Linked DNA regions of Homo sapiens: region 1 is linked to region 2. Evidence: read pairs that join two places in POLR2A ChIA-PET (ENCODE). Cell type or tissue: Caco-2. All regions are shown on one strand.

What was found. ChIA-PET counts read pairs that join two places held together with the same protein. Peaks named below come from ENCODE experiments on the same cell type or tissue, not always from the same donor. Only the 100,000 strongest peaks of a DNase experiment are listed, where the experiment ranks them.
Region 1: POLR2A ChIA-PET joins it to region 2 with 5 read pairs; 5 of 35 experiments call an interaction of 5 or more read pairs at or near these places.

The regions. Positions count from the first base shown.
Region 1 is chr3:72,702,456-72,704,955 of GRCh38, reverse strand. All of the region lies in intron 2 of LOC105377161 (a long non-coding RNA gene), which reads left to right. Among named protein-coding and RNA genes, the nearest start is that of SHQ1, 140 kb to the left of the region's middle. In Caco-2, no CTCF peak of the experiment used is centred here; a DNase peak (open chromatin) is centred at 960.
Region 2 is chr3:72,793,661-72,796,160 of GRCh38, reverse strand. The region is part of intron 9 of SHQ1 (SHQ1, H/ACA ribonucleoprotein assembly factor); the gene reads left to right. Among named protein-coding and RNA genes, the nearest start is that of SHQ1, 54 kb to the left of the region's middle. In Caco-2, no CTCF peak of the experiment used is centred here; no DNase peak of the experiment used is centred here.

The DNA of each region.
Region 1 (2,500 bases), 91 kb after region 2:
CTGCTGGGACTGCTGGAACTGCGGCACTTTCCTGATAGACAGGAATCTAGGAGGATGTAGGGCAGGAGCTGCAGCAGCTATGTTGCCACCATGCAGGGAAAACCCCTCTAAGGTGGAGCCGACCCTCTGGAAGTAGAGCTATTAGAGATGGAGAGGGAGAAAACAGGTTTGAGCCCCTATGTCAAACTGACCTGAAGTTAGGGTATCCCTGGACTCTTCAATTATACATGCCATTAGCCTCACCCCTCCCCCTGCACCCTCCTTTTTTTGCTTAAGCCAAAAAGATGTACTCAAGGTTGTCGCACAGCTGGTATTTACTCAGGGACACCATATTCAAGCCAAAGTTGATTCTACTGTGCTCACTCTTTTAGGTATTTAGCTCTAGGGGAGAAGGAAGAAAGAAGGATGTTGTATAAAAGGAGAGCAACTTTGGAAGATCTATTCAGATTTTGAATAGTTGTTTCTTAATTTCCCCCCACCACAACCCTACTCCTCTCCCCGCTGTCAGCAGATGTCCCTAGGAGGTGGTGCTATCTCCAGCTCAGATTTAAAGCTCATCACTTGGTCCAAGCCAACTGCAGCTTTGGGAAACTAAAGCAAGGATGTTGGAGTCATCCTATGTGTGTCGGAAGCATGGTCCGTCCTTATGGGTGGCATCTGTGGCTAAATTACTTGATCCTTTGGAGTCTCAGTTTCTTCCTCTATATAATGGGGATAACAATGCATCCATCCCTGTGGACCGTTGTGCGGTTTAAGCAAGACAATAAGTAAAAAATATTCAGTGCAGCATCTAGGAAATGCTCAAAAACAGTAACTATTTTATTGCCCAAAAATATTTACACGGTGACCCGTGAACTCCCTGGGCCACCCAGTAGTGGATTAGGTTATCTAATCATGCTGTAAATACTTTGTCTTGTCTTGTTTTGTTTTTGAATGTTTTGAATTGTTGTAATGATTTTAATACCACTGGGCTCCTCTGTGGACGCTTAGACTTGAAGGGCAGCAGGGATGAAAGAGCAGTATCATCCATGCCCCTATCTTTCCTTGAAAGTCAGTTCCTCCTAAACACTGCTGTTGGATTTGTCTTGCTCTTTTTTTTTTTTTTTTTTTTTTTTTTTTTGAGATGGAGTCTTGCTCTGTCGCCCAGGCTGGAGTGCAGTGGCGCAATCTCGGCTCACTGCAAGCTCTGCCTCCCAAGTTCAGGCCATTCTCCTGCCTCAGCCTCCCGAGTAGCTGGGACTACAGGCACCCGCCACCGCGCCCAGCTAATTTTTTGTATTTTTAATAGAGATGGGGTTTCACTGTGGTCTCGATCTCCTGACCTTGTGATCCGCCCACCTCGGCCTCCCAAAGTGCTGGGATTACAGTCGTGAGCCACCACGCCCAGCCCTGTCTTGCTCTTTATTCCTCATGATGCATAGGATGTTGGGAGGAGTAAATTAGTTAATTCATGTAAAGTGCTTAGCTTGGGGGTGGCAGGTTTTAGCAACTAAGTGCGGCCCTGTGCTAAGAATTTGACATTCTTTCCTTTATTCCTCTTACCTTCTCAATGAGGCAGGCATTACTGTTTGCCCATTTTGCAGATAAGAAAACCGAGGCTTGGAGAGTTAAGGAGGTTGATCAAGGTCCTCACACAGCAAGGAAATAACCAAGCTAGGACTGAGCCTTTTGCTTCCAAAACCTGGCTGTGCTCTCTTCGACCAGACAGAATGCTTGCAGGAAGTCTAATGGCCACATGTCCCCCAGATGCATATGCAAAAATGTGGTCATCACAGCTACGCTGTTACCTGCGTTCTCAGATTGATCCCCAGGCTAAAAGTCAGTTTTACTTAATGAAAGGTACCAAAAAGGAGGATGCAACCTCCCCCTCATCCTTTCTGGGTAGAATTAACTTGGTTTTCCCAGATCTCCTGGTTTCCCAAGACAAGCCAGAAATCTGCATTCTTTATGAACACTCCATATTTCCCGGGACAGATATTTAGCAGAGTGTCTTCCCATCCTTATGCACTGGATGGGAACTTCAAATGAATGTGTGTGGAACAGTGAGTCTAATGGCAGAACCTGGGGTGCCTTTGGAGCAGACCTCCTTTTGGAGCTCACTGGTGTTGTGAACCAATGCTGGGGAAGTGAATGTCAGGGCATGTTTCTAAGGGTGACCCTGATAGATAGAAACAAGCACCTCCCCTTCCCAGGGAAGGAATTTTAACCCGCAGCATGTAGAACCCCTTCAGCCATCCAACAGTGGTTTATTTCAGCCTGCAGACTTCAGAGAGGAGTGCGCCAAGGTCAGGTCATCCCCAGGAGAGGCCTGCAGCTGAACAAGGTCATGGCCAGGAGATATTTGCTTGTGATTTAGTTATCACAGGGTGAGGCCCACACAGTCCCAACTGTCACAGTGTTCTTGGCAGCCCGACACCAGCCAACAGAGAACAGACGACAGATGAGGGTGGCATGAAGAGCTGTTGCTCTGGGACGCCCACGGCATGCCTGGCCTTTGCAG
Region 2 (2,500 bases):
GTTTTCTCCAAATCCTGCATTTTCTTTTTCTCTTTCTTTTTTTTTTTTTTTTTTTTTTTGAGATGGAGTCTCACTCTGTCACCTAGACTGGAGTGAGTGGCGCAATCTTGGCTCACTGCAACCTCTGCCTCCCCGGGTCCAGTGATTCTCCTGCCTCAGCCTCCCGAGTAGCTGGGACTACAGGCGTGCACTACCACGCCTGGCTCATTTTTGTATTTTTAGTAGAGATGGGGTTTCACCATGCTGGCCAAGCTGGTCTCGAACTTCTGACCTCGTAATCCGCCTGCCTTGGCCTCCCAAAGTGCTGGGATTACAGGCGTGAGCCACCACGCCTAGCCCCAATCCTGCATTTTCTGTTAACCTGTTTATATTAGTAAAGTGTGGGATCTTGAGAGAGAGTATTCTGGAGGTGTCACACAGCAGAGAAGCTTATTCAAGTTACAAGAGAATAGTTCGTTTTTCCAGTAAAGACTTACGATTGACATTTAAAACTTTTAGTAGTTCTAAAACTAACTCCTTCCCTCTGCACCCTCCTTCCTCTAAAAAGAGAGAGAGAAGGAAAGCAAGAAAGAAATTAGTTGGCCTATGCTTACTGTGACATTTGTCTTCTCTGTGGCAATTAAAACTTCAAAACATTCTTACAGGTCAGTTGTTCCTTGATTCTTTGGGTAACATGGCTAGTGTGGCAAACATGGTTTCATCATGCCTGCAAATTTTGATTATATTTCCTCCTCCTTTCATCAAACCCTGCTCTCAACATTACCTAGTTTGTAATTAAAATAGGCTTGTGCTGGGGTGATCCACACTAATCATTTGACATAGTTAACCTGTGCCACTTTGATAAGCCATAGCACTGACCTTGCCTTAACCAAATGAACTTGACATCTTGTAGCTTTAGGCCTTCTAAGTGTTAGTTTCTCTTCACAGTCAGTCTAGCAGTGGAGCTTTCATTGACATTCTTCATTCATTCTTTATTGTATCTGCATATGAGGAAGCCACAAAGTTAATATTTTTTAAAAAGGTATGGACTCTGTTTTCAGACTTACTACCTACTTAGGGGTTAAAGTCAGTAATAAGTCCTTGAGTAATAAAAACGTTGTGATATAGACTGGATGAGGCAAGAACATACAGGTAGCATGGCACAGTGGGTAGCCTCTGGAGCCATTAAGATTGGAATTTAGATCTTGGTCCCTCAACTCAGTGGCCCTGTATCTTACCCATCCTGAAGCCTCCAGTTTTCCTTCTGGGAATTGAACAGGAGAGGTTATGGGGAGGACTTTCCCCATTTTGAGTTTCCTTTCCACTTCTTGGCAGCATTATAGTAAAGGACCGTGAAGACTAGGAAAGTCAGCCCAGAACTTCCCGAAGGAATGAAGACTGGAGCTAGACCTTGATAGTGGGCTAGGTCACATGGAGAAGGGAAAAAGGCATGGAAACAAGTCTGTAGAAAGAGCATTGAGAACATATGCAGGGAAGAGACTCCATGAAAGCAGTGCATTAAAAAATGTGTGTTTGAAGGGGTAGAGTCTGGAATCTGAAAGATGGGAAAGAGGATTCTTAAAATCGAGGCATGAGATGAGAATATGAGTGAACATAGGAGCTCAGGCAATGGCATAGAAAGGGCAGATACAAGGAGCATCTCCAAGGAAAAATCATCAGGATTTGACGGGTGAGACCGTAGAATGAAAGAAATTTTCAAGGTTTAAGCTGGGTGATTACTGTGTCTATCATGTATTCATTCATTCTTAGAACACTTAAATGGAAAACCTGCTGTTGCGGTGTTCTGTTCTAGGTATTGGGGATTAACCACTAAATAAAACAGAAGCCCCTGCTCTTTTGAAACTTACTTTCTAGTGTTAATTATGTTAAAAAATTTAGTGTCAGCAATTTTAGGATCTTGAGATGTCATCATCTAGCTCATGATTCTTTTATGATCTAAAAGTTAAATGGGAAATGTCAATGAAAGTGCATCCAGTATCTTCATGAACTCAGTATACAGTATTTCCGCGTTTCAGAACTGTAAAGATAAGAATGAAACTGTTAAACTGAAAATACTGAATTTCACAGATCAAAGAAAATGGTACTACTCTAGATGTAGAATTAATAGTTCACCTTATAATTAATAAATTTCAGGAAATATCATGAAGTTTGGAACACCTAGGGAATTGCTGAGTTGTAAAAGGCTCCTTTTGTAGACTTTGGTTGGGTTAAAACTAGGTTCATTTAAAAACCAGGAGGAAGTAGTTAGGTTGAACAAGGCTTTAATACTTGATGGCTTTTGTTCATGTGAGTTTTGTCAGCTTATTTCTGAAGTAGTGCTATGATGTTTTAGTGTTCAGTTTTCTTCAATTCTTTAAGGTAAAATAATTTGTTATTAGTAGATAACTCCTTGACAGAAAATGTTGACATAAGAAATAAAGAAGTTTGAAATTTAGAATACAGTTTTCCATGTTATGTTGAAAGCTTGAATTGGAAGAACATTATCTAATAAAAATTATGA